Linked DNA regions of Homo sapiens: regions 1 and 3 are each linked to region 2. The links are chromatin loops, found by intact Hi-C in ENCODE. Cell type or tissue: OCI-LY7. All regions are shown on one strand. Links, peaks and the distances in the headings refer to the core of each region. The heading gives the core; the rest is flanking DNA. Region 1 overlaps ESR2 (estrogen receptor 2). Region 2 overlaps SYNE2 (spectrin repeat containing nuclear envelope protein 2). Region 3 overlaps SYNE2 (spectrin repeat containing nuclear envelope protein 2).

Region 1 (10,411 bases), core at 3,414-8,413, 370 kb after region 2:
GGCCATTGAGTGTGGAAACGCTGCATTCAAATGTGCCCTCTGCTAACAAGGGAAACTATGGCTTCCTCACACCGACTCCTGAGAGTTGGGAAGGTGGAGGGAAGGATGGTACATGACCAAGCCTGCCATCACCAAATGAGGGACCACACAGCAGAAAGATGAAGCCCAGGCTCCTGACACACTGGAGTTCACGCTTCAGCCTGTGACCTCTGTGGGCCAGTTCACCTCAGGGCCAGGCGTCACTGAGACTGTGGGTTCTGGGAGCCCTCTTTGCTTTTACTGTCCTCTGCCGGGCTGCACTCGGACCCCGTGATGGAGGACTTGCACCCGCGAAGCACGTGGGCATTCAGCATCTCCAGCAGCAGGTCATACACTGGGACCACATTTTTGCACTTCATGTTGAGCAGATGTTCCATGCCCTTGTTACTATGGGGACAAAAAGGTGCTGAGATTCCCTCCTCCGAGGCAGCCACAGGAACCCCGAAGCCTTCCCCGGCTCTCTTTGCTCAGAGCCAGTCTACCCCACCCCTAAACCCACTCTTCCCCCAGCCCATTTATCCATGGCTCGTGCATCCAGCTCCCCCTGATAATTTAGGCTCAAGGGCAAGGACGATGTCTTGTCAGCCTCTGTGTCCCACCACACACCTACAATGGCCTGACACATAGGACAATCAATCCTCATTGTTTGCGGTAATTATGTTCCGTAAAGTCACTGTGAACACTGAATCCTCACTCATAGGGGAAATACAGGGTTAGGTTCCTGCAAGCCTCTGGCCACATCTTCATCAGCTGATCAATACAAAACCTTGTTTTATGTGTGTTTCTTTCTAAAGATGCCTTATGTGATAAATACCATTGACTCATTAACATTGAACTCATGGCCAGCAGCACTATAACTCACACCCGAGCAAAGCTTAACACATACTTTCTCCATAAGGCACATCACAGCTTTTTCACACCGAGGAACACTAGACAGGTCTTCAGCACCACACCAGGGGGGCATTTTAAACAGTGAAGTCACCAAAAGCACAAAAATGTAAAACCATGGCACTAAGTAGACCAAGTAAAGGACACTTGTTGACAGTATGAGAGCAGCTGCTTGTTCCATCTCAGCTGGGACTGTACATAAAGGGCAACTCAAAATTTCTGCCACTCTGTTCATGACCTCAAAAACACCACAAATATTGATTTTGGGGTTACAAATAAATTTTAGCAAGCAGATAAATTCACAATGAAGGAATCTACAAACACAGGATCTGTTCTGCAAATGGCTATGTGCTGAGCAATCATTAAAGGGGAAAGGCAGAGGTCTTCATCTCACTTAAGATTCTCGAGGTGTATATTGTCCTTCTCCACAGCCTCTAGACTTGCCTCCTCAGTGACCAGTTAATTACCTTCCACCCTCCCCTCCCCTCCTCCAGCTCCAGGGCAAGGCTACCCTCATCGTGGGTGACACCAAGCACTGAGCATCATTGTACCAACAGTAGCCACCACTGCACACCCTCTTCATCAGCACACACAATTACGTTTCCTGATCAGAAACATGCCCTACCTACAGCCCTGCCTTCCTAAATCTGCTGGGTCCACCACTTCTCTTAAGTCTTATCCTTAATTTCCTGATGCCACCGAAAGAACAACTCTTAGGGAAGCATTTGTGCACTTCTTCGCATCACCAGCTCGAGGGGCCATCTAGGGGAGCGGGTCTTAGCCTCTCCACAAAAAGTGGCCTCAGGGCCTCAGCCCTGGGTGGTGTAAACAGGGGTGGCAGTTCGTGTTAGGGGAGGAACTGCCCCTTTTAGGACTCCATAAACAGGCTATAAACCCCAGCAATTGAAAAACCCATGAGCCACCACTGGCTGCCATGCAGAGCCTGTAAGATACCACATGACATTCCTTCCATGCCCACTCTGTGCCCATCTTTGCTTACAGGTGTGTGAACTGACAAATTCCCCATTCCCTTTCAGGCATTCATTTTCCTTAACTTGCAGACACTTTTCCCAAATCACTTCACCCTCCGTGGAGCACATAATCCCATCCCAAGCCCAAGCAGAGCAGCTCCTTAGGGCGCGTACCTCGCATGCCTGACGTGGGACAGGAGCATCAGGAGGTTAGCCAGGCGCATGGATTGCTGCTGGGAGGAGATGCCGCTCTTGGCAATCACCCAAACCAAAGCATCGGTCACGGCGTTCAGCAAGTGAGCCAGCTTCCGGCTGCTGTCAGCATCCTGGGTCGCTGTGACCAGAGGGTACATACCTGGACAAAGAATAAAAGCCAGAAGTCATTGCTCTGAGCAAAGGAGCAGAAGTCGTGTGCTCAGCTGTTCCGTGCGCCTGCTCCGAGGTGATCTGGGTTGCTTTGACAGCTGCATGTGTGGCAGGAGCTTATAAGCATGGTCTTACCTCCCCCAGGGGATCTTCCCTGAGAGCCAGCCCCGTCACAGAGCTAGAAGAGAAGCCTGGCCTAATGCAGACAGACTAAATTGCCACCTGAAGTGTCCACCAGGCCCATAATTGTGGCCTTGCCGTGGCGAGTATATCTAGTCTCCCGAAATCATTACGTGGTGTTTCTCATCTGCAGCAACAGATACAGAGATGGTCAGAAAGTGAGATTAATTCTACTTTTAGCCCCACGGAGGGCTCCCCATCTAAAGGGAGTTTAATAAACAAAGGAATGGCCAATGTGATGAAGCCTCCTCTGCCACCTCCTTGTGTGTACCACGTGCCGCAGCCAGCCATGGCAGGGCCCCTGCTACCACCTCTGCATCTCGCTTGAGTGGCACCTGGCTGGGGCAGGAAGACCACTGATTTGGAGTCAGACAGACCTACTTTCTAGCCACCATCTGGAGCTCTCTGAGCCTCAGTTCCTCACTGAGCAACGCATGCAGGAACACATCTGCTTAGGTCCCCACAGCCACGTCCTGGGTAGGCTGCCTCCCCCATCCTGCCCTGCCCTGTGTTTAACTCCCCTCCAACTCTAGGATTGAGATACTGTGGCATCCCAATGGCAGCAAAGTAACAGCTCAGATAAATCTCCTCCCCCCGACCCCTGCCTGACTCCTTGATTCCCTTTAATAATTAGCTTCTCTTCCAGGCTTTCCATTTCAAAGCAAGAATAAATATGTGAAATCAACCAGGGAGCTGCTGAGTCTTGGCTGTCATGAGACTGATGATGGCTGGTGCTCCAGCAACCACAGAATTTGTTTTGGCAGTTTTTGTTCTCTATTTTTATTGGCACTTTCAGTTCAATTAAGGCAGCTCAATTCAACTAAGTTTAACTCAGGTAAGGCAAGGGACATTCTGAAGCACAATTACGTAAGTGTAGTGCTTTGCCACATCCCTAGGGACCTCCATAATGTCTGATGATACGAATTTAAAATATTCATCTTTTCAATAGCCCTGAAGCTGCTTCTCCAATCCCTGTGCTCACTTTGTTCTCCACATTGGTTCTTCCAGAATCCCCCCACAGCCTCAAACCTCCCACTGTCGCCCCAGAGATGACTTGCCCTCCCACCGCAGGGGAAACAAGACCCCACCCTTGGCCCCGTGTGTCCCCTTCTGAGAGGCCAAAAAGCAGATCTGCTCATGGGGCTCCGTTTAATGACTTCCCAGCTCATAGGATAGAGTCCAAACCACCTGGTGCAGCTATCAGAGGTACCAGGGCCCTCCCCGCTTCTCTCATCTGCAGTTCCCACCACACCTCGCCTTGAGTCCCCCTCTCAACTCCCTGAATGTGTGGTGCTCCGAACATGCTCAACTTGCTGCTTGGAAACTCTCTCCTTCCTCTTTCTCTACCCTGATTCTTTTGCTCATTTATACCCATTCCTCCTGTAGATTCCAACCTGGTCAGAAATTCCTTCTGGAAGCTTCCCCCAACCTCCCTACCATCCCACCCTAAGTCTGGTCTGAGGTGTCCCCTGATACTCTGACAGTGCCCTGTTCATCCTCAGCAGAGACACCATGTTGCCCCACATGCTGGATGTCTGCCTTGTCCCCACACACACCCCACAGCCACCCTTCTGCCCTCAGCAAGACTGGACATGAGTGCTTTGAGGGCACAGACCTTTTTTTTTTTTTCTTTTCTTGAGACAGAGTCTCACTCTGTCACCCAGCCTGGAGTGCAGTGGTACAATCTCAGCTCACTGCAACCTCCGCCTCCCGGTTTCAAGCAATTCTCCTGCCTCAGCCTCCTTAGTAGCTGGGATTACAGGCATGCGCCACCATGCCCAGCAAATTTTTTGTATTTTCAGTAGAGACAGTGTTTCACCATGCTGGCCAGGCTGGTCTCAAACTCCTGACCTCGCAATCCGCCTGCCTCAGCCTCCCAAAGTGCTGGGATTACAAGCGTGAGCCACTGTGCCCGGCCAGACCCTTATTTTTTTTAGCCAAACACACATCATATTTGAAATGGTAAATATGCATGCTAATGTATGTTTTAGGTACACACAGAAAATTATCAAAAGTACAGAGAAAATTATTTCAAGCTTACTTTCCCTAAAATTAACCCCATCTGCATAAACAAGTACTTCCTTTTAACTACCCCGTAGTGTGTTCAGCTGCATGACATGTGCTCCATGGACTTCCGCTGCCATCAAGCAATACTATGTCTGGGAATTCCAAAAGGAGCCAAAATTGTGTGCCTGTACATGTCTCAGTTCAAAGTGACAAAGATTGAAAATATAAAAACAAATCCTCAGATTATAAACAAATGTTCATAGCAGCATAACTCAGCCTAAAAGTGGAATGTCCACTAACTGACGAATGGCTCAACAAAATGTGGTCTATCCATACAGTGGAATAGTATTCAGCTACGAAAAGGAATGAGGTACTGATACAGATGAACCTTGAAAACATCAGGCTAAGCAAAATAAGCCAGACACAAAGGACCACATGTTGTATGATTCCATTTATAATAAAATGTCTAGAATAGGCAAATCCATAGAGTCAGAAAAGCAAATTAGTGGTTGCCTAGGGCTGTGGGTGGGATAGGGAGTGGGAAATGATGGCTAAGAAGCATGGGGTTTCTTTTCAGGTGATGAAAATGTTCTAAAATTGATGGTGGTGATGGTTGCACCACATACCGTGAATAAACTAAAAACATTGAACTGTATACTTAATATGGATAAATTATATGGTAAATGAATTATATCACAATAAAGCTGTTACTAAAAATAATAGTAATAATAATAATAAAAGAACGCCTCAGAACCAAAGTTACAATAACATAAATTCCCTGGGCTGTGTGCAACGAAGTTTCCCCTCAGAGAACACGTATGTGTCATTGTGTTACCCACTTCACGAACCACAGTCATTGCCAAGGCCAGACCCTGGGCCTTCTGCAGGCTGTAGGGGCAGCACAGCTCCACCTGGGGCCCAGAGTCCATCAGCCACAGCGGTTTGGGGAGGTGAGGCACTGCAGTTGTGGAAAGGCATATGCGAAATCCATTTTACATATGGTGGGGTAGGGGGGCAGTGTATATACAAAAAGACTGACTTACATAAAATTATCCTGGAGACTCCTGTTCTCATTGATCACATAGAAAAGAAATACCCTCCCAGAAAAGAACTGTGCTGAAGAATACCCATGCTGCTGCCTGGCTCTCCAGTCAGCAGTGCGTGCCTGCACCTCAGACATCCATGCTCAGGCCCTTGCTCATCAAATACATATCTACAGAGTACTTGCTAAGTGGCAGGCCCTGGGCAGCATGGGGCAAGGGACAAGATCCAAAGCTCTGCCCAGTCAGGCACAGAAAACCACAAAAATATAGCACCCTCTCCATCCCCCAAAAGTAAAAACATCAGTTAGGATTCACTGTAAAACAAAATTAAATTACTTTTGATGAAACGGAAGAAGTATAGTTTAAAAAAAAAAAACAAAAAAAACCAAGATCTTGGCACCATGCCTCACACATACCAAAGAAAGTGAAATAAAATCAAGGACACAATCTTCTCTCCCCTTTATCAGCTGGGAACAGCTGTGTGCTCCTCTCACCAGCCCACCTGGTGACATTCTGAGCAGCACAGTGGTGGGGGACAGCCACCTCTCCTTCAAGATTTGCCACGTCTGATTTGTTCAAAGGATGAAAACATAAGCTTTCCTTGACTGAAGGCAAATAAATGAGAAAAATCTAATGTGCTAATAGAAGTCCCAGAATACTGACCAAAGGGAAGAAGTCCTGGCTTTGGGGAGCCGTATGTGGCGTTTGCTTGTTTGCTTTGAGGAAAGGAACCTCTGGCCATGACCCACGCCCTCTGTCACCACCTCCTGCCCCCAGCACATGAGGGCAGATGGGACTCAAAAGGTGCCATGGTGTGAGGCTGCAGGCTGCTGTTCAACTGTGCTTTGCCCCAGTGTTCTTGGTCAACAGAAAAGGACCCCCGCATCTTTCCTCATCAGCATCCATCTATGTCTTTGTCTTCTCCACCCACCCACTCCATGGGAACTCTCCCTATAAACTCAGAGGGAACTAGGGTTTAAGCCAGTGTCTCTTAATAATTTTCTTAATGTAAAATAGGATTTCCTGGCTTAACCCCTCTATTTCTTTCATTTAATGAAAAGTTTCATCCTTTGTAAATCTTAAAACTGTTTAAATAGACTTGTTTCTAATTTAAAATATTTTAAAGACTATGGATAATCAATGTAATTAATTACACTCTAATTCCTAAATTCCATACCCCCTCTAATTCTATCCAAGGGAGGATTTGGGTGGCAAGATGGCCAGTCTGTCTGTTGGGTGTTGGGTAGGCTATTTTATTAACTATGACACTTGCATAACACCTTAGAGTTTATAAAAACACTCTAACAAGCATTGTAACAGGTTGTTAAATGCAACATTTTTCTGTTGTCTCTTACTCTCAAGAGCCATATCAAAGGCTAAGTATGATACAGGAATTCCAAGTACCACACAACCTATATATGCATAGTGGAAGAGGATTGGCTGAGAGAGTTAGAATGTTGTGGTCCTTTCCCTTGCCTCCCCAAGAGAGAAATATGTGCCTCTCCACTTAAGCCCACCATGGATCAGACCTTTGATTAACTATTTGAGTATATATCCCATTCTAGACCAAAAGCATTATATCTAAATCATTTTGACATCCTTAGTATTTAGAAGTCATTAATATACATACCAGAAACTGAGCTGAAATTTAGCTGGATGACACAGTTAATTTCCATTCCATATTATAGCCATTATTAGTAGATATGCATAACCCAGAAATGGGCAGCTTTTAAAACATGACTACTGACAAACCGCGACCTGGCCAGCTAGCGTGCTGTACCACTGCAGATGTGATTGAGTGACATAATCCTAACTTAAGCATGTCACATACACAGGAAAACAGGAGACCAAACTATGCAGGAGACCATCGTCAGACAGCCCAATGCTTATCTAGCCTGGCAAGGCCATCTAGCAGCAACCAAATGCAGCGCTTGGAAACTCTGCTATCCTAACATGGAATAGAGAAGTTCGCAGCCTTTTGACTTAAGAGACCTACCCCCATTTCTCCTCTCCTGACCCTTATCCTCCAGGGCCTCCACCCTGTGATTTGGTTCCCCGCTTGGTGGTATTTCTTTTCCATTTAGCCTACAAACTTTGCTCTCTTAATCTTTTTGTTTTGCTTTCATTACATTGTTTACAGATTCATCCAGGTATACCTGACATGCAATAACCTGCACATATTTTGCGTGTACGATTTGATGTACTTTGACATACATATACATGGTGGAGCCATCACCACAACCAAGATAATGAACACACTCAGCTGCAAGTTTTTGCATTCAGTAGAAACTGTACTTCCAGTACACATACAACCATTGTGTTTTTTCGTTTTTCAGTACAGTAACTTTCAGTATTCCATAAATTACATGAAATGTTCATTACTGTATTATAAAATAGGCTTTATATTAGATGATTTTGCCCAACTGCAGGGTAATGTAAGTATTCTGAACACATTTAAGATAGGCTAGGCTGGCCGGGCGCGGTGGCTCACGCTTGTAATCCCAGCACTTTGGGAGGCCGAGGCGGGCGGATCACGAGATCAGGAGATCGAGACCATCCTGGCTAACACGGTGAAACCCCGTCTCTACTAAAAATACAAAAAAAATTAGCCGGGCGTGATGGTGGGCGCCTGTAGTCCCAGCTACTGGGGAGGCTGAGGCAGGAGAATGGCGTGAACCCTGGAGGCGGAGCTTGCAGTGAGCCGAGATTGCGCCACTGCACTCCCGCCTGGGCCACAGAGCGAGACTCCGTCTCAAAAAAAAAAAAAAAAAAAAAAAAAGATAGGCTAGGCTAAGCTATGATGTTCAGTAGGTTAGGTGTGTTAAGTATATTTTTGACTAGCAATATTTTCAACTTAAGATGGGTTTTTTGGGAAATCACCCCATCATAAATTGAGGAACATCTGTAGTTGTATAGATTATTTCTGGACTCTCTGTTCCATTGATCTATTTGTTTCTGTTGACATCAATACCACATTATCTTCTAAATCAGGTAGTGTAAGTCCTCCCAGTTTGTTCTTTTTCAAAGTTGTTTTGACTATTCTATGTCCATTGCATTTTCACATGATTTTAAGAATCAGCTTATCAATTTCTACCAAAAAGCCTCCTGGGATTTTTATCAGTTTGAATCTATAGATTGAAAACAATACTGAATCTTATGATCCATTAACATCTCTCTCCATTTATTCAGGATTTCTTTAATTTCCTTCAGCTATATTTTGCAGTGTTTAGTGTGCAGGTTTCATGTCTTTTGCAAGTTTATTCCCAAGGTTTCACAATGTTTGATGCTATTGTAAATGGTAGTGGTTTTTCATTTCAATTTCCAATTGCTCACTGGTGCCACACAGAAATACAATTGATTTATATATATTGCCCTTACACCTTACAAACTTGCTAAATTCACATTTTTTAGACTCCTTAGGACTTTCTACATAGATTCTCATGTTTTTAAATAAAGACTTTCACTTCTACCTTTCCAATATTGATGCCTTTTACCTCTTTTCTTGCCTTAATGCACTGGGTAGAACTTACAGTAAAATGTTGAATAGAATTAAGGACAGTGGACATACTTGCCTTGTTCCTGATTGTGATTAAGTATAATATTAAATGTAGGATTTTCATAGGTGCCCTTTAATGGATTGAGGAAGTTTCCTTCTATTCCTTGTTTGTACAGTGTTTTTAGCAGGAGTGGATGTTGGATTTTGTCAAATGCTGTGTGCATCTATTAAGATAATCATGGCTAGGTGCAGTGGCTCACACCTGTAATCCTAGCACTTTGGGAGGCCAAGGCGGGTGGATCACCTGAGGTCAGCAGTTTGAGACCATCCTGGCCAACATGGTGAAACCTCATCTCTACTAAAAACACAAAAATTAGCTAGGCATGGTGGCAGGCACCTATAATCCCAGCTACTCAGGAGGTTGAGACAGAATTGATTGAACCCAGCAGGCAGAGGTTGCGGTGAGCCCTGAGATAGCACCAATGCACTCCAGCCTGGGCGGAGAGTGAGACTGTCTCAAAAAAAAAAAACAAAAAAAACAAAACAAACAAACAAACAAAAAAAATATATATATATATATAAAATCATATGGTTTTTCATTATTATTCTGTTAATATGAATTTTGATTGATTTTCAAATGTTAAAGAAACCTTGTATTCCCAAAAATTCTGCTTGTTCATGATGTGCTATTCTTTTAATACAGTTTTGGATTCTAGTTACCAAAAAAAAAAAAATTTAGAGAACTTTTGCTTATACATGCATGAGGGAAATTGGTCTGTTGTCTTCTTTTCTTCTAGTGTGTTAGTCTGAGTGTTCTATCAGAGTAATGCTGGCCTCACAGAATGAATTGGAAAACATTCCATGCTGTTCAATTTTCTGTAAGAGTATGTGTAAACTTGGTGTATTAGTCCATTTTCACACTGCTGATAGACATACCCAAGACTGGGCAATATACAAAAGAAAGGTTTATTGGACTTACAGTTCCACATGGCTGGGGAAGCCTCACAATCATGGCAGAAGGTGAAAGGCACATCTCATGTGGCGGCAGACAAGAGAAGAGGGCTTGTGCAGGGAAACTCCCATTTTTATATAACCATCAAATCTCGTGAGATTTATTCACTATCATGAGAACAGCACAGTAAAGACCTGCTCCCATGATTCAATCATCTCCCACCAGGTCCCTCCCACAACATGTGGGAATTATGGGCACTACAAGATGAGATTTGGGTGGGGACACAGAGCCAAACCATATCACTTGGTATTATTCCTTCCTCAAATGCATGGTAGAATTCTCCCAGAATTCCAGATGGTGGTGGGGCCACCAGTTGGTGGAGCAGTCAGAACACACAAATTTATAGGTTAAGTTTGCCAGCTTATATGGGCATAGTTTGTGGCACCCCAAAACAATTACAATAGTAACA
Region 2 (10,411 bases), core at 2,478-7,477:
TTGCCAGCGCTGGAGTGCAGTGGTGTGATCTTGGCTCACTGCAACCTCCACCTCCCGGGTTCAAGCAATTCTGCCTCAGCCTCCTGAATAGCTGGGATTACAGGCGCACGGCACCACGCTTGACTAATTTTTTGTATTTTTCGTAGAAACGGGGTTAGCCAGGCTGGTCTCGAACTCCTGACCTCAGGTGATCCACCCGCCTCAGCCTCCCAAAGTGCTGGGATTACAGGTGTGAGCCACGGCGCCTGGCCAAGATGTGTTTTATTATTTGCACTTGTGTAATGGCAAAGAAAATAGGTTACTAAGCTTGCTCTTGTTAGAATATCCTTTGTAGTCACTCATTTGATGATGTTGAGTAAGAATCTTTCCTCTGTTAATACGTCTTTGTTTAAAAGAAAATAAGTTACCTTTGTAGTCTTTGTACATTTTTCTTTGCAGAAAGTTTCCCCTCTGCTGGATAATAATTAATTTTATAAAAGTGTTTAATCCAGTACTGATTATATTCCCTTGTGAGCTGGATGAAAAGAAACTTCTGAATGTTTGTAACCACAGATTGATGATTTGGTTACAAAGACTCTCTGTTGGTGATGGTTTCTGAGAACTGGAAGGTAAGCTTGTTCCTTGGGTGAGTCATCATGTTGTCTTGCAGTCGGTCATGTGTTTTCTTAGCAACTGCTGTTGATTTCAGGTTTGAGCAGGGTGAGCATGTTTTGAAGTGATCCAACAGATTCTTTTAGGTTATATATGGCTGCTAAATCTTATACACTTACTGTTACTATTATGTGTCTTACAAGGAGTGAAAGATTGAATTCTTTTTTTATCTCTACCTTCCAAATCATTTCTTTTCTAATTTGTTTTTCAGGGGTAGTGAGGACTGGGAGTGGGGGTAAAAAAGGAGAAAAATAAATGAATCTGGGATATCATGAGTCTGCCTGTTTATGCCCCTGGACTAGAGCAGAACCAAAAGGACCTCCATGTGCTGATAGGGTTAAATATGATTTCCTGGGGTGTTGATCTTGAGTAATACTCCGTGTGCATACATTCTATAGGAACAAGTGAATTTTAGAAATGTCTGTGGTATAGTGTAGTGGTTAAAAGCTTGGGTTCTGAAATCAGTCTGACCCCTGGTTCAAATTCTAGCTTTGCCATATACTAGAGGTGTTATTTTGGGCAAATTACTTAACCTCTCTGAGTAGAGTTTCCTCATCTGTAAAAGTGAAACTAAAATCCCACGTACTTATATTACTGAGATAATACAGGTAACAGAAAGCATAGTACCTATAGAACACATGGTAACAAATGCTAGTTATTACATTCAGTTCAAGGGTGCAGTACACAAGGGGCTAGGTATCAGGTGTTTAGGGGACAGTCAGAAATGAATCATATATGAGCCCTAATTCTTCAGGAACTGGGGGAGATGGCCTTGTAAACAAGTCACTGTAGTATTATCTAGAATGGAAGAAGTGCCAACTGAAGTACAAGCAAGGTGCTGTGGGTGCATAAAGCAAGTGATGCCAACTTTGGGGAAGTTAGGGCTAATTTTGTAAAGCATTTGCCATTTGAGCTGAGGGTGTATTGCCAGGCCTAGAATGATGAGTAGGGCTTTTATGGGTGGAGAGTGGAGGAGAGTGATTCTCCTGCCTTAGCCTCCCAAGTAGCTGGAGGCTACTCCCAAGTGGAGGAGAGTAGATTTTGTATTTTTAGTAGAGATGGGGTTTCACCATGTTGAGCAGGCTGGTCTTGAACTCCTGACCTCAGGAGAATCACGTGAACCCAGGAGGTGGAAGTTGCAGTGAGCCGAGATCACGCCACTGCACTCCAGCCTGGGCAACAAGAGCAAAACTCTGTACCCACCCCCCCCCCAAAAAAAAAGAAAAGAAAAAAGAAATTTATCTGGCCTTTAAAAAAAAGAACACCAGGCTGGGCAACCAAGCAAGACCTTGTTTTTACAAATCAAAAACAAAAAACCTGTTTCCATCTACTTCTGAGATTCCTTTTTCTTTAGCATATCTTCTAGCTCATTAAAAAAGGATTTATGGATCTTCTTGGAAGATAACACTTCCAACAACAAAAATGTTCCTTCTGACCCTTTATCTCCAATGACTTGGATTACAAAATTCTTCAATTTTCTTTTCATGGAATTTCAGACTATAGTTTTGAGATTTCTAAGAAATATTTTTTTCCTTATCTCAAATCCTTCCCTGTAGAAATATCCCTGATATGTCCTCAGCCCCCAAAATACATATAATATGTTCTCAACCAACAAGAAACACCACTTAAGTTGTTTCCTCTCCGCTGGTGAACAATTAGAACACTGCTTTAAAAATGTCTTATGCATTCCACAACATTTTCCTGAGTAGAAACAAAACTCGAAACACCAAAGGAACTTGAGATGTCAGACTACTAAAACAAAAGAAAATCTCTGTGGTATTCTTTGGGTGAACTCTTTCAATTTACTTAAAAAGCTGGCCAACTAAGAGAGGTACTAAGATTTGCATCTGTTTTAAAACACTTATTTTGGCCAGGCATAGTTGCTCACACCTGTAATCCCACCACTCTGGAAGGCAAAGGTGGGAAAATCGCTTGAGCCCAGGAGTTCAAGACCAGCCTCAGCAACACAGCTAGACCCCATCTCTATTCTTTTTTTTAAAAAGCTTATCTCAGTATTTCTATATTCCTTTGGACAACCTACAGTGCAAAAAAAGTGAAATATCAGTGACACCTACTTTGTTATAGCTTAAAAGTGAGAACAGGTAAATTCTCTAACATACATGATCAAAATTGTAAGTTCTGTATTTGAAAATAATGATAAAACAGCAATAAGAATCACTGGCTGGGCGTGGTAGCTCATGTTGAAATCCCAGCACTTGGAGGCCAAGGCAGGAGAATCACTCGAGCCCAGGAATTCAAGACCAACCTAGGCAACATAGTGAGATCCCGTCTCTACAAAAAATTTAAAAATTAGCCAGGTGTGGTGGCACACAACTGTAGTTCCAGCTCCTCAGGAGACTGAGATGGGAGAATTGCTTGAGCCCAGAAGATGGAGATTGTGCCACTACACTTCAGCCTTGGCAATAGAGCGAGACCCTCTCTCCAACAAAAAAAGAAAAAATTGTTAATATTTATTTAGTACTCAATTGGTGCCAGACACTTTACATGCACCATCTCTTTGATCCTATGTTATAAGCCTATAACACAGAAACCATCTACCTCATTTAAGGAAACAGAGAGGTTAAATAACTTGTCCAAACCATACAGCAAGTTACTGGCAAGACTGGCTTGAACACAAGTCTGTTGGGCTCCAAAGCCCATGTCCTTAAACAGTACCATGAGAGAACTCTTAATGGACAAGATATATCCAGTCTACTCATTTACCCCATGATTCTGTACAGAAACTTAGCACAGCACATTTATATGAGCATTCAACATATGAAGTAGTTAACAGATTAATATAGTTACCAAACTAAAATTGGCCTATGTTAATTTCTATTCTCAGTTCTTCTGTGCCCTTCCTCCTCTTAAAAAAAAAAAAAAAAAGAGAGAGAGAGAGAAAGGGCCAGGTGTGGTGGCTCACGCCTGTAATCCCAGCACTTTGGGAGGCCGAGGCAGCTGGATCACCTGAGGTCAGGAATTCGACACCAGCCCGGCCAACAAGGCTAAACCTTGTCTCTACTAAAAATACAAAAATTAGCCAGGTGTGGTGGCACATACCTGTAGTCCCAGCTACTGAGGAGGCTGAGGCAGGAGAATCGCTTGAACCCAGGAGGTGAAGGTTGCAGTAAGCCGAGGTCACACCACTGCACTCCAGCCTGGATGACAGAGCGAGACTCTGTCTCAAAAAAAGAATAAAAAGAATAAAAAGAATGAAAGAATGAAAGAAAGAGAGAGAAAGAAAGCAAGCCAGCCAGCCAGCCAGCCAGCCAAGGTGGTTCATGCCTATAATCCCAGCCCTTTGGGAGGTTGTGGCAGGAGGATCACTTAAATCTGGGAGTTCAAAACCCACCTGGACAATATAGCAAGACCCCAACTCTTGAAAAAAAATTGCTTTAATTAGCTAGACGTGGTGGCATGAACCTGTGTTGGGAGACTAAGGTGGGAAGATCGCTCGAGCCCAGGAGTTTGAGGCTGCAGTAAGCTATAATCATGCCACTGCACTCTAGCATGGACTACAGAGTAAGACTGTCTAAAAAAAGAAAAAAAAGAAAAAGAAGCTTTTTGCCCACTGTTGCAGTTAACTGGCAAACTTGTGTAATAAATTAACTAACAGAACTGGTTTAGCAACAAATGAGATGCACAAGGTCTTTAAATTATAACCCTAGGTATGTTGGTGATTTGAAAGGTGACCTAACAGCATTTAAAGTAAGTTATATTTTATATTTATGGGGCTTTCAAAACCACAGTCAAAAATAAGAACCCAAGCCTGAGTAACATGGCAAAACCCCATCTGTACAGAAAACACAAAAATTAGCCAGGCGTGGTGGTGCACACCTGTAGTCCCAGCTGCTAAGGAAGCTGATGTGAGAGGATTGTTTCAGCTCAGGAGGCAGAAGGTACAGTGAGCCGAGATCATGCCACTGCACTCGAGCCTGGACAGCAGAGTGAGACCCTGCCTTAAAAAAAAAAAAAAGGAAGAACCCATATTGATGAAATCTTAGTAATAAACCCTGATATCAAATACCTAGGTGAAAAGGAAAAAGGTCAAATTCTAGCTACTTTGCCTAATTATTCCCAAGGTCCCAGGTGTCAGAAACATTTAAATAAGATAAACATAAAATTGTCCATAGCAATTATCTCTAGGAAGAGAGACTGCAAGAATGGAAAATGAAAGTAATATGGGGAAGGGCTTTTGCCTATGTGTGCATGTGTGCGTGTGTGTGTATGTGTGTGTGCTGGGGTTTTTGTAATAACAAAAATTCCTTAAAAGGCATTCAAAGTCTGATCAGACTTAATTTTTATCTGCATCCATGAGCTTGGCATAAGGATTACACATTTCATTATCTAATAAAGGGGACACCATTAAGGAAAAGAGCAACATTCTCTCTGCCCCTTTGGCCTCTCCAATTGAACTAAAACAAGACTTATTAAGTTTTTACCCACTCCAAAACAAATGTTTCCATTTCATCAGAAGCAAGAGAGAAAAATCTTAAAGGACATTAACCTTCAAGCAGCTCCGAAGGGAAAGGAATATTAGAACTTGAGAAATAAAATGGAGAATGAAACTCCCTTGACACTCTTCAGGTAACAAGGAGAACCACACAGTTAAAGAGCTATTCCCTCCTCATAGTGAAACCCTGAGGTGGAAACTGATGAAAAGTGTCCCAGAGAGCAGCCTGCTCGCTGCCTCTGGTACTCACTCATTTATCCATTCTTCTGAGCTTAAAGAGAAAAGATAAAAATGAGAAGTGCTTTAAAATTAAAGTTGATGTTTAAATATCACGTCTCTTCTGAGCCCCTACTTTTTCATCTTAAAAATACTATTTCCAGCCAGGCATGGTGGCTCATGTCTGTAATCCCAGCACTTTGGGAGGCCGAGGTGGATCTCCTGAAGTCAGGAGTTTGAGACCAGCCTGGTCAACATGGTGAAACCCCATCTCTACTAAAAATACAAAAATTAGCCGGGCGTGGTGGCGGGCACCTGTAATCCCAGCTACTCGGGAGGCTGAGGCAGGAGAATCGCTTGAAACGGAGGTGGTGGGGGAAGGGGGCAGAGGTTGCAGTGAGCTGAGATCGCGCCACTGCACTTGAGCCTGGGCAACAAGAGCGAAACTTTGTCTCAAAAAAAAAAAAAAAAAAAAAAACTGCTCCCAATAAATAATTTGCAAAGGTGCTTAGCATAAAACCTGAGACACAGTGGGTACACAATAAAATGTTAGCTTCCTTCTTTCAGAACTGAATTTCCAACTGCCGGATAGATCTCGCACTAATCTTTGAGTTCACAAGACCCATTAGCCCACCCCATTGCTGGAATATCCAATTTATCCCATACCTTCTCCTCCTGTATTTTCTCTCTCTCAAGTAATAGCATGAACATTGTCTTTGGCACCTAGTTTCGAATTGTCTGTCTTCTATCTCCTTTTAATCCCCTCTGACTCTGTTCTCCAAATGTCTTCATCACTCACCTGAATTTCTGAAACATCCTTGTAATTGGACTCCTGCCTCTCTAATACATCTTTCAAAACATTATTGCGAAACACAGCTCACACCAAACACCTGCTTTGGTTCCCCATTGGCCATGAGAATATAGTCTGAACACTTGTGTGTGAAAAACCCTCCAAAATATAACCACAAATCATCTATCCAGCCTTCTCTCCCACCACACCCTGCCATTAACCCTGTGCTTTTCTTCAGCCCACAATCTACTCTCCTCCACTCTCCACCCATAAAAGCCCTACTCATCATTCTAGGCCTGGCAATACACCCTCAGCTCAAATGGCAAATGCTTTACAAAATTAGCCCTAACTTCCCCAAAGTTGGCATCACTTGCTTTATGCACCCACAGCACCTTGCTTGTACTTCAGTTGGCACTTCTTCCATTCTAGATAATACTACAGTGACTTGTTTACAAGGCCATCTCCCCCAGTTCCTGAAGAATTAGGGCTCATATATGATTCATTTCTGACTGTCCCCTAAACACCTGATACCTAGCCCCTTGTGTACTGCACCCTTGAACTGAATGTAATAACTAGCATTTGTTACCATGTGTTCTATAGGTACTATGCTTTCTGTTACCTGTATTATCTCAGTAATATAAGTACGTGGGATTTTAGTTTCACTTTTACAGATGAGGAAACTCTACTCAGAGAGGTTAAGTAATTTGCCCAAAATAACACCTCTAGTATATGGCAAAGCTAGAATTTGAACCAGGGGTCAGACTGATTTCAGAACCCAAGCTTTTAACCACTACACTATACCACAGACATTTCTAAAATTCACTTGTTCCTTTAGAATGTATGCACACGGAGTATTACTCAAGATCAACACCCCAGGAAATCATATTTAACCCTATCAGCACATGGAGGTCCTTTTGGTTCTGCTCTAGTCCAGGGGCATAAACAGGCAGACTCATGATATCCCAGATTCATTTATTTTCCAGCTGTTTTTTTCTCATCTACTGTCATTTTACTTTTTTAAATTTAAATTTAAATTTTTAATTTTACTTTTTTGTCTTTAACCAGTTAGAATGCTAAGATTTGATGGTTAAATAAGACCAAGTATCAAATATTTAGTACGAACTCTCCATTTATCAATGCGGTTGCACAGAAATGGATGGTTCTTTGGAGGCAGAGTTAAAGAGTAATACAAACTCAAGAAGGACAGAAAGGAACTAATTTTGGGGAGATTTGAATTTTTTTTTTTTTTTTGAGACAGAGTTTCACTTTTGTTGCCCAGGCTGGAGTGCAATGGCTGGATCTCAGCTCACTGCAACCTCTGCCTCCTGGGTTCAAGCGATTCTCCTGCCTCAGCCTCCTGAGTAGCTGGGATTACAAGCATGGGCTGCCATGCCCGGCTAATTTTTTTGTATTTTTAGTAGAGACGGGGTTTCTCCATGTTGGTCAGGCTGGTCTCGAACTCCCAACCTCAGATGATCCGCCTGCCTCAGCCTCCCAAAGTGCTGGGATTACAGGCATGAGCCACCGTGCCTGGCGAGATTTGAATTTTTTAAAAAAATTCCACTAGAACAAGTATTTCCTTAACATTCTAGTATGAAAACCATTATCTAAAGTGGTTTTAAAAGAGATGTCATTTTTTTTTTTTTTAATCTTTCAGAGACAGGGTCTCACTGTGAGAACCCCAGCTAACTTTTATGTTTTTTGTAGAGATGGGGTTTCGCCATGTTGCCCAGGCTGGTCTCAAACTCCTGAGCTTAAGCTGCCTGCCTGCCTCAGCCTCCCAAAGTGTTAGGATTACAGGTGTGAGCCACTGCACCTGGCCAACTTAAATTATATCTATATATAGATATTGTTTAAAAATTACATAATATTTAGGACCTATGAAAAGGTATAAATGATTATACAGTAAGTATATACCTGCTTTAGCATCCTAGTTCAGAAATAAAATATTGCTAATTTGGTTGTGACCTCTTCCTCCTCCCCAGAGGAAGCTGCTGTACTGAATTTGGTATTTATCATGCTTATGTGTTGCTTAACAATTTTGTTGCATATGAATGTTAAGGTTGATTTTCAAAGTATTTGACAGCTGGTAGTGTGTGGGCCCGGCCGTGTCAAGTTGTACCAGCCTAATATTAGTCCTATCATGGATCCCTGGGAGATACTTTAAGATTCTATCCAGCTTGGTGCGGTGGCTCATGCCCGTAATCCAAGCACTTTGGGAGGCTGAGGCGGATGGATCTTGAGGTCAGGAGTTCGAGACCATCTTGGCTAACATGGTGAAACCCTGTCTCTACTAAAAATAAAAAAAATTAGCCAGGCATGGTGGCACACGCCTGTAATCCGAGCCACTTGGGAGGCTGAGGCAGGAGAATCACTTGAACCTGGGAGGTGGAGGTTGCAGTGAGCCAAGATGGTTTGTCACTGCACTCCACACCCTGGTGACAAAGCGAGACACCATCTCAAAAAAAAAAAAGACAAGAAAAATCCAACAAGAGTCTAATTGGCTGGGCATGGTGGCTCACACCTATAATCCCAGCACTTTGGGAGGCCGAGGCGAGTGGATCACCTGAGGTCAGGAGTTTGAGACCAGCCTGGCCAATATGGTGAAATCCCATCTCTACTAAAAATACAAAAATTAGCCGCACGTGGTGGTGGTGACGGGTGCCTGTAATCCCGGTTACTTGGGAATCTGAGGCAGGAGAATCGCTTGAAACCGGGAGGCAGAGGCTGCAGTGGCCTAAGATCACACCACTGTACTCCAGCCTGGGCAACAGAGTGAGACTCTGCCTCAAAAAAAAAAAAAAAAAAAAGATGATATGTAATTAATATTACAGTTTTACTGTATGTTGCACATTCTTCTGCAAGTTGCTATCTTTCCTCTCAACTGTGAGATTCATCCGTCTTGGTATATATGTAACTCTGATTCATTGATTTTCATTGTTTAATATTCCATTGTATTAGTATGTCTCAGTTTATCCATTCACTTATTGGTTGATATTTAGTTTTTTATGTCTCCTTCTAGGACCCACCTGTTCACGTCTTTTGCTTATTTTCCTGTTGGGTTGTTTGTCTTTTTCGTTTTGATTTGTAGGTGTATTGTTTTTGTAGTTTTCTGGAAACAGTTACTCATTAACATGCACATAAACCACATAATGACAGCTTTGCCTTTCCGATATTATTGGAGCTACATATAGCTACTCATATTTGAAAATGGGTATACTCTAATCAGACTGATGTGAAGTACATAAGTAGAATTGTCTGAGTGTTAATATGCCAGTGACTGTAGATATAAACATATTTCTTTATTTAGAATGGATATGACTTACTTTTTTTTTTGATAAAGATTAATTTCCCCATATTTCCATAGTCATGCAGGTGAAGGTGTGGACTCTACAGTACTCTAAAGTGTGAGTACTTACCTTTTTTGTTTTTTGTTTTTTTTTAGATGGAGTCTAGCTCTGTTGCCCAGGCTGGAGTATAATGGCACGATCTCGGCTCACTGTAACCTCCGCCTCCCGGGTTCAAGCGATTCTTTTGCCTCAGCCTCCCAAGTAGCTGGGAGTACAGGCGCCCAACACCACGCCTAGCCAATTTTTGTATTATAGAGATGGGGTTTCACTGTGTTAACCAGAATGGTCTTGATCTCCTGACCTCGTGATCCACCTGCCTCGGCCTCCCAAAGTGCTGGGATTACAGGCGTGAGCCACTGCACCCGGCCAAGTACTTACCTTTGTAAGAAATCATAAGATTCTCATTTTTTTCTCCATTAACTACATAAAGCAGGACAATGGTTGGCACCATTGCTTCCTCACTGAACTGTGGATGGGTCTCAGCATGCAAAGGAAGTAGAAAGTGAATGGGAGGACGGCGGCTGTTGCTCAGAAGTTCCTTCCATAATTTGATTTATTAACACTATTTGGGTTGTTCATGGCTTGGTTTTCCCTCCCTTTTTCCTCCAGTGAACGGTGACTTGACAGAGGTACATAGGAGGCTACTTGTTCTCTTGTTGGCTGCTTGTATTTGCTTTCTGGAAGGTTATTGTTTTCAAGGATCTTAAGCACCTGGATTAGGACAGTTAAAAACCATTTGTTAGCTTGGAAAATGTCATCTTCCTCTTTATCCTGCTGTCCTGGCTGTGTGCTTCCTTCTCTCCCTTCCTGTATCTCTCTTCCTTACAGATTGCTTGCATTACGTATCTATGAGATGTCCGTCTGTCAGAGTGTTTAACGTGTTGTTCATTGTAGTTCTTTAAAACCTTCTTATAGTTGCACAAAAAGACGTAAACATTTAAAAATACTTTT
Region 3 (10,411 bases), core at 1,720-6,719, 72 kb after region 2:
AGTGCTGGGATTACAGGCGTGAGCCACCGTGCCCAGCCCAAAATATTCTTATTATTTCAGAAAATATTTATTTAGGGCCTACACTGGGCCAAGCTTTTCTAGGCACTTGGGACATAGCACAGACAAAGCATCTTTGCCTGTGTTGTGGTGCGTAAATTCTGTTGAGAGGAGAGTGAGACATTAACAATAAACTTACTGCATAAGTAATTTATCTGGAGTGTTAAAAGAGATAAGTACCCTAGGGAAAGAGAATAGAGCAGGACAAGAGGGATCGGGAGTTGGGGGTGTTACAATTTTAGATCGGACAGTCAGGGTAGACCTCTTAGATGAGGTGTTGTCTGAGCCAGGATTTGAAGGAGGTGAGGGAATTCACCTGTGGATAACAGTAGAAAGAACATTCCTAGAAGAAAGAACAGCTGGTGCCAAAGCCTAAGGTGGGAATGGGCCTGGGGAGTTTGAGGAATACAGGAGGCCAGAGTGGTTGGAGCAGAAGCAGCAGGTGGGAAGCAGGGAAGGGCAGATGGTGCTGGGGCTTGTAGCCATCATGAGGAGTGAAGGGAGGAGCCCTTGCAGGGTTTTGAGCAAAGGAGTTTCCTGATCTGAGTGAACATTTTAGCAACATCACTGCCTGCTGTGCTGAGCATAGTATTTTGGGGCAAAGCTGGAGGGAAGATCTGTTAGGAATCTGTCGCAGTAACCCAGGTGGAGGTGATGGTGACTTGGGCCAGGGTGGTGGTGATGGAGGTGGTGAGAAGTGGTCATATCCTGAATATATTGTGAGGGTGGACCTAACAGGATATCTGGAGGCATTAGATATGAAACGTGAGAGAAAGGGAGGAGGCAACCTTGATGAAGGAGGAAAATCAGGAGTCTGGTTCCTGGAAGCAGGAGAGGAGAATGATCATCTATATCAGATGCTGCTGATGGGTCCAGCAGGATGAAGGTTGAGAATAGACCATTGGTTTTCATGAGAGTGTGTCATCGAGGACCTTGATTCAAGTGACCATGATGAGAAGCTGTTTCAGTCGAATGGCAGGGACCTAATCGGTATGGGTTCAGTTAAGAGTGAGGGAGGAGAAGACCTGGAGACAGTAAACACAAACTATTTGAGGCATTTTGCCGCAAAGGAGCAGACAAATGAAGCGATGGCTGGTTGGGAACTGGCGTCAAGAGGTTTGTTTTTGGATGGGAGAATTAACAGTATGGCTGTATACTCATGGGAATTGTTTAAGAGAGTGGGGGAAGACGATGATACGGAAGAGGTAGGAACAGAATGTTCTTGCGTTGGAGCACAGGGATGGGATATAGTGTACAAGTGAAAGGATTGGCTTTAGTTCTGAGCAAGGCTAGTTCATCTGTGCTGATAGGTTGGAAGCAGAGCACTTTTGCAGGTTGTTAGATGAGTGGGTGGGAAGCAAGGTTTCAGCTGAGTTTAATGATGAGGGAGGAGGTATTGGATGTTTGTGGAAGAAGAAAAGGGGTTAAGTTGCCATCTGGGGACAGGGAGAGGGCCATATAGTGTGAGATTACTGGGCAGCTTTTAGGGCCCACTGGGGCTGCTGGTGAGACCAGTGAGCACTGTTGAGTGGGTTTCTCCAGCCACATTCAGCAACCTGTTTGTAGGATGAAGTGCACAGAGTAGTCATGAAGTGTCAAAGCAAATAGAACAAAATAGGTGAAATGCAAGGAGTGTTGGTAATAATTGATCATGGAACTTAAAATGGATAAGAATGAAAGGTAGGATATCCTGGGGGTGAGGGACACTGAAAAACTGGCAGAGTCAATGGCTTGGAGTTGTTGATGAACTGAAATGATTGCTGGAGTTGGGGCACTAGAGTGAGTGAACTGAATGGAGATGCATGAACTTGAGATCATGGAGGAGTTGTTATTAGTAATGACAAAGTCTGGAGTATGACCACGACAGCAAGGTGATTGACGCAGGGCAGAAGACAAGTGTATTGGAGAGGAGGAATTCGAGAAACTGAGGGGCCAGGACATTGGAAAGTTCATTGCTGTGTATATTGAAATTGCCAAGAATAAGGCCAGGTGTGATGGCTCACGCCTGTAATCCCAGCACTTTGGGAGGTGAGTTGGGAGGATTGCTTGAGCCTAGGAGTTTGAGACCAGCCTGGGTAACGTGGTGACACCCATCTCTACAAAAAATTTAAAAAATTAGCTGGACATGGCAGTACACGCCTGTAGTCCCAGCTACTTGGGAGCCTGGGAGGTCAAGGCTGCAGTGAGTCATGATCACACCCCTGCACTCCAGCTTGAGCAACAGAGTGAGACCTTGTCTATAAATAAGTAAATTAGAAAGTACTAAGAATTAGACTATTGGACAGAGTGACAGTGGAGAAGGAGCAGAAAGGGTGGGAAATGATAGAGGTAGGTAACAATTGTGATAGCAAGGATAGTCTAATGACGTGAGATTCAAAGCTAGGGGATTTCAGGGACAAAGAGGGTAGAGGATGAACTGGAGGTGGCCATGAGGAGGGAGGAAATAGTGGTACGAGGGCTGCAAGAGAAAGCAAAGCTGCCACTTGAGAGGGCTGCAGGGGAAGTGGTATTCTCAGAGGAGAGCCAGGTTTCCATGAAAGCAGGAAGGGAAAGCCTCAACACCAGAGAGGGTATTGGGCATGGAGGGGATTTTGCTGATGGCACACCACGGGTTTCATCATCCGTGGAAGCACTTTAGGACTTAAGGAGAGGTGGGAGATGAGAAAAGTTGGGGGGATATGCAGAGTCTTAACAGGAATTAGAAAGAAATGAGAGAGACCTGAGAGTCTAGAGTGCATGTGCGTGTGTGTGCGTGTGTGCATGTGTGCGCTTGCATGTGTGCATGTGAGTGTCTGCATGTGTGCATGCACTGGCTGATATAAGCAAGGATAAAGGGTATAGTGAGATGAGGCCTGGTGAACTGGAGGTTGATGGTGGCAAGGCCGTAAGCATTGGGCACAGGGTGCCATGGGTGTCTGGGCCTGTGCTTATCTCTGCCCATCCAGGTGAGGAGATGTGGGGAGATGGAAGCTCAGTTGTTGAGTGCAGGGCTAACCCTTAACCCTGGTGTTGAGAATGTCTGCTGAAAATCAGGGGGTAGAGGGCTAAGGGAGGCATGGTGTCAGTGTGGGGCCCACTCCTGCTCAGAGGGGCAAGAAGGGCTGTACTCTGAGGGTTCAGGTCTTCCCCTTGACTCCTACCTGGATTTTTTTTTTCTTTTTTTTTTTTTTTTTTGAGACGAAGTCTCGCATTGTCACCCAGGCTGGAGTGCAGTGTCACAATCTCAGCTCACTGCAACCTCCGCCTCCTCGGTTCAAATGATTCTCCGGCCTCAGCCTCCCAAGTAGCTGGGACTACAGGCGTGTGCCACCACGCCTGGCTAATTTTCACATTTTTAGTAGAAATGGGGTTTCCCCATGTTGTCCAGGCTGGTCTTGAACTCTTGACCTCAGGTGATCCACCGGCCTCAGCCTCCCAAAGTGCTGAGATTACAGGCGTGAACCACCACATCCGACCCCTACCTGTTTAATAAGAGTAATAGCCAACACTTCTTATGTGCCAGAGTCTATGCTAATCACTTTAAGTGAATCATTAGATTCTTATAATAATCTCTAGAGACAAATGCGTATTACTTTTTTATTAAACAAGGACACTGCTCAAGGTCACACAGCTACCCCATAACAGAAACAGGATTTGAACACAGTTCTCTCTGACTAATTACAGCCCATTTACAGTTAATTCAGTGGCGATATATTCTCCATGATAAATGTTAAGACTAAACCTTAATGATTTCATGTGCCATTTAAAACATCTTCTTATGTTCTGGGGTCATCTTTACTAAACGGTTTGGGCTTAAACTTAAAGTCTAGGTTAGGAACTCCTGTTGCTGCTCACAGTTCTTTGTACAGTACTGTCAAGGTGGTATAGGGTCTCAGTTCATTTTTTTTTTTTTTTTTTCTTTCATGAAACAGAGTCTTGCCGTGTTGACCAGGCTGCAGTGCAGGGGCATGATCACGACTCACTGCAGCCTTGACTTCCTGGGCTCAAGCCATCTTCCCCCCTCACAGGTTCATGCCACCATGCCTAGCTAATTTTTGTATTTTTTGTAAAGATGGGATTTCTGTATGTTGTCCAGGCTGGTCTCAAACTCCTGAGCTCACACGATCTGCTTACCTCGGCCTCCCAAGTGCTGGGATTACAGGTGTGAACCACAGCACCGTGGTCCTAATTCTTTTATCAGTAAAAAATATTAAAAACCATTGTCTCGTCAACAAACCCATGGTTTTAAAAAAATATCGTATCAACATGGTTTTTCTAAAACACTACTTGGACAAACATCTACAGTTTAGACTAAATCCTGGAAAGTTTGTAAGCTTGTGAAACAGGCACACACCTAGCGTGACAGACCTTTGAAGCTCTGATATGTGCAGGAGGTTTCTGAGGCTTCTGGTTTTATAACTGCTGTTGTTCTTTCTTTGATAGCTGAACAGGAAGACACCCAGAAGAAAGCCTTCACGTGCTGGATAAACTCACAGTTGGCCAGGGTAAGCAAATGAAGACCAAATTAGTTTATAAATCTATTTATTACTCCCCCTACTCCTTCTGTTTTGACCCCAAGGAGGCCATTAAAAAATGGTACTGGTGATGACAGGGAAAAGGTTGTGGAATGTCTTTTCTTGAAAGAATGTGCTAAAAGTTGTCTTGATCTTGTTTTGATGTATTTGTTACTCTTTCTCACACAGAAAAAAAGGGACTTTTGTTGAGGATATGGGACAGTGCTATAAAAATATTTAATCACATCTCTTTCATCAAGTGAAGTAATAGTAATACTGATTTGCATATAATAAATGTTATATATTAGAAACTGTCCTAAACTCTTTAAGTGTAATGATTATGACAACTCCTGACAAATAATTTCACGACATCCCTATGAAATAGATAGTAATATACCTTTTTAAAGGTCAAGGAAACTTCAGTACAGAGAAGTTTTGTGACTTGCATGTGGTCACACAGCTTAAAAGTGATAGTGCTGGGATATGAACCCAGACAGTCTGGACTCAGTGGCCTTGATCATAATCACTGTGCCATCCTACCACACTGATGCTGAGTGTCTAGAGTAACCTAGATACACAATGAATGAGCCTCTTCTCACAGACCACACACTGTTTTTTTCTCTGTCCATTTCAACACGATGCTTGTAATTCTAAGAAAGGGTAAATACATAAGCAGGTTACTCCAGAAATGTAATCTGCTTTCCAGATGGGTCACTAGCGACTGATTCTAAAAGTCTTTAATGCCACTTGTGTGCACAGGTTTTAAGCTCTCAGTGAAAGCTCCACGCAGAAAGGGTGTTGTGTTACAGGAAATTAGCCATAAGATAAATTAAATTCGCTACTTTTCTTACGTTTTGATATGAATCTTTGCATGTTCTCTCTCATTCTCTTAATTAAGAAGAAAGTCATTACTGAATTTTAGTTTTTCACAAAGCACATTTATGAGATTCTTAAAGGTATTCTTTTTGGACCAAAGTTTGAATGATTATTTTTCTTGTGACCTTCTGCAGCACACTTCTCCCTCAGTTATATCCGACCTATTCACAGACATTAAAAAGGGGCATGTCCTCCTGGATCTGCTAGAAGTACTTTCTGGGCAACAGTTGGTAAGATTTTTAAATGACACTGAGAAACTTTCTGTTGACTTAAAAAATATGTATTTCATTTTTTCTGAGTAATATATTTGCTTGAATTTCACAGCCTCGGGATAAAGGATCTAATACCTTCCAGTGTAGAATCAATATAGAACATGCCTTGACATTCCTAAGAAACCGATCAGTAAGTATAAATTTTTCTTAAAAATTCACAGGAGAGATTAATGCTCTGGGATATTTCCTCCTTTTAACCTGCACTTTTTGTTTTCCAGATTAAGCTAATAAATATTCATGTTACTGATATCATTGATGGAAACCCATCCATTATCCTTGGCCTAATTTGGACAATTATCCTGCACTTTCATGTAAGTAGTTTGATGATATAAAAATTATTTCTACCCTACCACAGTATAAAATAAATGTAATGCAATAAGTGTGAGTGGACTAGATTCAGTCCTGAGCTTCTCCTATAAATAGGACCTCTGAAAATCTTGAAGAGGTAGAAAATAATAGCAGACTTTTTGCCATTTCTGTTATTGGTTTTTTTCTCTTCTTTTTGAGATGGAGTCTCGCTCTGTCGGCCAGGCTGGAGTGCCGTGGCGCAGTCTTAACTCACAGTAACCTCCACTTCCTGAGTTCAAGTGATTCTTCTGTCTCAGCCTCCTGAGTGGTTGGGACTACAGATGCGCGCCACCATGCCTGGCTAATTTTCGTATTTTTTTTTTCTTTTTTTTGAGGTGGAGTTTTGCTCTCGTTGCCCAGGCTGGAGTGCAGTGGTGCAGTCTTGGCTCACTGCAACTTCCACCTCCCAGGTTCGAGTGATTCTTCTGCCTCAGCCTCCCGAGTAGCTGGGATTACAGACATGCACCATCACGCCCAGCCAATTTTGTATTTTTAGTAGAGATGAGGTTTCTCCATGTTGGTCAGGCTGGACTTGAACTCCTGACCTCAGGTGATCCGTCCACCTCTGCCTCCCAAAGTGCTGAGATTACAGGTGTGAGCCACCATGCCCGGCCTAATTTTTGTATATTTTGTAGAGATGGGGTTTCATCATGTTGGCCAGGGTGGTCTCACATTCCTGACCTCAGGTGATCTGCCTGCCTCGACCTCCCAAAGTGCAGGGATTACAGGCATGAGCCACCGTGCCTGTCCTGTTGCTATTTTTCAATTGAAAGTTGAATGCTGAATTATCATGATATCCTGCATTATCCATAATATCAGCACCAGTCTGAACAGAACCTGCCATGGTAAATGTTTGCTTCTTATTGTTTACTATGGCAGGGGAGAGGGTAGGAAGCTTCTGGAGTAAATGCTTGAAATCTAACCACTAAAGTTTGTAAAGCCTCCCCATTTTGGGGGACTCCTGTCCTATCTGACTGTGAATAATCCCACAACATCCAGTTCTATCCCAAGACTGAGTTGTGGATGCATTTCGTTTCACAGATATTTTTGAACACTTACTGTATGCTAGCTCTTATGCGAGGACATCAAGATTTAGTGATGGTTATAGTTCTGACTTTATAAAACATATGATTGATATGTTTTTTCAGGCCTGGAATTCTGACATAGTGCAGGGTTTCTGCACTACCTAAAATGTTGCATTTTCTGTATCTCCATAATTATTTTAAAAATAACTTAGGAAAAATATTTATTTTAGAAAAACTAGAAAAATAGCATAACTAACATATAAAATTTAAAACATGCAGAGACAGACTATATATTATTTCTGGATACGTGCATTTGTAATTACAATGGAATAATATGCATGAGATTATGAAAACTAAATTTAAGTTGTGTGTTTTTTTTCTGGGAAAGGATAAAATGGGATTGGAGAGAGAAAGAGGCTTAAATTGTATCTGTGTTTTATTTATTTTTATTTTTTTATTACTTATTATTATTATTTTTTTTTTGAGACAGAGTCTTGCTCTGTCGCCCAGGCTGGAGTGCAGTGGCACGATCTCGGCTCACTGCAACCTCCGCCTCCTGGGTTCAAGAGGTTCTCCTGCCTCAGCCTCCTGAGTAGCTGGGATTACAGGTGCGCGCCACCACGCCCAGCTAATTTTTGTATTTTTAGTAGAGACAGGGTTTTTCCATGTTGCTCAGGCTGGTATTGAACTCCTGACCTTGTGATCCACCTGCCTCAGCCTCCAAAAGTGCTGGGATTACAGGTGTGAGCCAGCACGCCTGGCCTGTGTTTTATTTCTTTAAGAAAATCTAAACCAAATATGGTAAAATGTTAAAATTTGATAGTTCATGGTCATTTATTATTTTTTCCTATAGTTTTCTGGTATTTGAAATATAATTAAAAATTTTAATATAGATAATAAAATTATCTGTAATCTACCACTCACTATAACTGCTATAAATAATTTAGTGTATAGTCTTTATGATATTTACATCAATAATTAATGTATGTTCATATGTATATATTTTAACAAAATGGGGGTCATGTTATCCATACTGTTTTCAGCATGCTCTGATGAACAGCTTTCTGAATTTTTATATATATATATATATATATATATATATAAATAAATAAATGGAGGCATGATGTTTGTTGTAAAGTACTATATTTCACTAATGGATAGTCAGAAAGCTCATGATCATTTGTAATTATAGGTAATTTCAGATAAGAATGCCCTTAAGGTAAAACCTTTGCGATACAATCTTAATTATTTCCACAGGTCAAATTCTTAGAAGTGGCATTGTGCCATAGGGTTTGCAAACTTAAAGCCTTTCTTTTTTTTTTTTTTTTTTTTTTTTGAGACAGAGTCTCGCTCTGTTGCCCAGGCTGGAGTGCAGTGGCAGGATCTTGGCTCACTGCAACCTCCACCTCCTGGGTGCAACTGATTCTGCCTTAGCCTCCCAAGTAGCTGGGACTACAGGTGTGCACCACCACATCTGCCTAATTTTTGTATTTTTAGAAGAGATGGGGTTTCACCATATTGGCCAGGCTGGTCTCGAACTCCTGACCTCATGATCTTCCTGCCTTGGCCTCCCAAAGTGCTGGGATTACAGGCGTGAGCCACCGTGCTGGGCTTAAAGCTTTTTTTTTTTTTTTTTTTTTTTTTGAAACTTCTGTATTGCTGAGGCTGGAGTGCAGTGGCGTGATTTTGGCTCCTGAATTCAAGTGATTCTCATGCCTCAGCCCCCTGAGTAGCTGGGATTACAGGTGCCCACCACCATGCCTGGCTAATTTTTGTAGTTTTAGTAGAGACTGAGTTTCACCATGTTGGCCAGGCTAGCCTTGAACTCCTGACCTCAAATCCACGCACCTCGGCCTCCCAAAATATTGGGTTTATAGGCATGAGCCACCACACCTGGCCTTTTTTTTTTTTTTTTTTTTTTAATTAAAAAATTTTAAGTAAACTTTTGTTGATGTATATGTAATACACACAGATAAAAATGAACAGGTCTTAAGTATAGAGTTTGATGAATATTTATAAATGAAACACACCCATATAATCACCCTGCCAGATAAAAATATAGAACTTTGCCAGCATCCCTAAGTGCCCCAGGTCCTTCTCCCAATCACTGCCCTCCTTTCCTAAAGGTGAGCACCGCTTTGAGCTCTGTGGATAAGTGTAGAGTCTTTAACACCATACAAATGGAATTATAAATGTCTTCTCTTATGTACACTATGTACTCTTTCGTGTTTGACTTATTTCATTTTATATCATGTCTGTGAGATTTACCTTATTGTAGCAAGTATCAGTAAGTCTTTCTTGTTCATTGCTCTGCATGAATATCCAATTGTATGAATATACCGTAACATATTTACCATTGTATTGTTGGTGCACATTTCTTTTGCTGCCAGTTTTTTTATTTGTTTGTTTTTTATTTTGTTCTGTTTTGTTTTTTTGAGACAGAGTCTCGCTCTGTCGCCCAGGCTGGAGTGCAGTGGGGCACGATCTTGGCTCACTGTAACCTCTGCCTCCTGGGTTCAAGTGATTCTCCGACCTCAGCCTCCTGAGTAGCTGGAATTACAGGTGTGTGTCACTATGCCCAGCTAATTCTGTATTTTTACTAGAGATGGGGTTTCACAGTGTTGGCCAGGCTGGTCAAGCTGTTGCCAGTTTTTAGCTGCTATGAGTAAAGCTGCTCAGAACGTTCTTGTATATACCTTGTATAAATCCTGATTTCCATCCTGCATGTACCTAGGAATGGAACTGATGGTGTCAGAACATATGATCTTTAGCTTTAGTATATACTGCCAAACAGTTAATCAAAGTGGTTGTTCCAATTTATACTCACCAGAGTTTCTTGCTCCAATCCCTGTTGCTAATACTTGGCATTTAAAATTTATTATTTAAGCCTTGATGTTATGTGTAATGATTTATAGACTTTTAAAATATATTCTAGGCTGGGTGCAGCGGCTCATGGCTGTAATCCCAGCACTTTGATAGGCTGAGGCAGGAGGATTGCTTGAGCCCAGCAATATAATACTAGCCTGGGCAACATAAGGAGACCCCATCTCTGCAAAAATAAAAATAAAAATAATTAGCTGGGAATGGTGGTACCTGCCTGTGGTCCCAGCTTCTCTGGAGACTGAGGTGGGAGAAGCACTTGAGTCTGGGAGGTTGAGACTGCAGTGAGCCGTGACTGGGCTACTGCACTCTAGCCTGGGCAACAGAGCAAGACCCTGTCTCCAAAAAACATACACATACACATATATACTGGAGATATAGATATAGATACACAGACATACACATATATACTGGAGATCATATATATGTATATATATGATCTCCAGTATATACATTATAT

Evidence for each region. A loop is a pair of places that touch in the nucleus more often than their neighbours do. Peaks named below come from ENCODE experiments on the same cell type or tissue, not always from the same donor. Only the 100,000 strongest peaks of a DNase experiment are listed, where the experiment ranks them.
Region 1: it touches region 2 in a loop (4-fold over the local background); 2 of 110 quality-filtered maps call a loop at or near these places.
Region 3: it touches region 2 in a loop (3-fold over the local background); 32 of 110 quality-filtered maps call a loop at or near these places.

The regions. Positions count from the first base shown.
Region 1 is chr14:64,232,898-64,243,308 of GRCh38, forward strand. ESR2 (estrogen receptor 2) reads right to left here. Exons shown (of 9, transcript NM_001437.3): 8 at 2,073-2,253; 9 at 1-426. The coding sequence ends at 240. It overlaps LOC124903328 (a long non-coding RNA gene), which reads left to right. Exons shown (of 2, transcript XR_007064205.1): 2 at 1,965-2,290. Among named protein-coding and RNA genes, the nearest start is that of ESR2, 56 kb to the right of the region's middle. RefSeq lists enhancers at 2,247-2,306, 2,947-3,216. In OCI-LY7, for the core only: a CTCF peak has its summit at 5,355 (motif pointing left); a DNase peak (open chromatin) is centred at 3,584; H3K4me3 peaks cover 1,628 bases; H3K27ac peaks cover 2,916 bases.
Region 2 is chr14:63,863,862-63,874,272 of GRCh38, forward strand. The region is part of intron 1 of SYNE2 (spectrin repeat containing nuclear envelope protein 2); the gene reads left to right. Among named protein-coding and RNA genes, the nearest start is that of SYNE2, 16 kb to the left of the region's middle. RefSeq lists enhancers at 511-570, 4,124-4,173, 4,294-4,343. In OCI-LY7, for the core only: no CTCF peak of the experiment used is centred there; DNase peaks (open chromatin) are centred at 3,300, 4,490, 4,870 and 6,200; H3K4me3 peaks cover 4,261 bases; H3K27ac peaks cover 4,833 bases.
Region 3 is chr14:63,936,135-63,946,545 of GRCh38, forward strand. It overlaps SYNE2 (spectrin repeat containing nuclear envelope protein 2), which reads left to right. Exons shown (of 116, transcript NM_182914.3): 3 at 4,480-4,541; 4 at 5,561-5,656; 5 at 5,751-5,828; 6 at 5,917-6,009. Among named protein-coding and RNA genes, the nearest start is that of SYNE2, 88 kb to the left of the region's middle. In OCI-LY7, for the core only: no CTCF peak of the experiment used is centred there; DNase peaks (open chromatin) are centred at 2,547, 4,017 and 4,467; H3K4me3 peaks cover 804 bases; H3K27ac peaks cover 2,976 bases.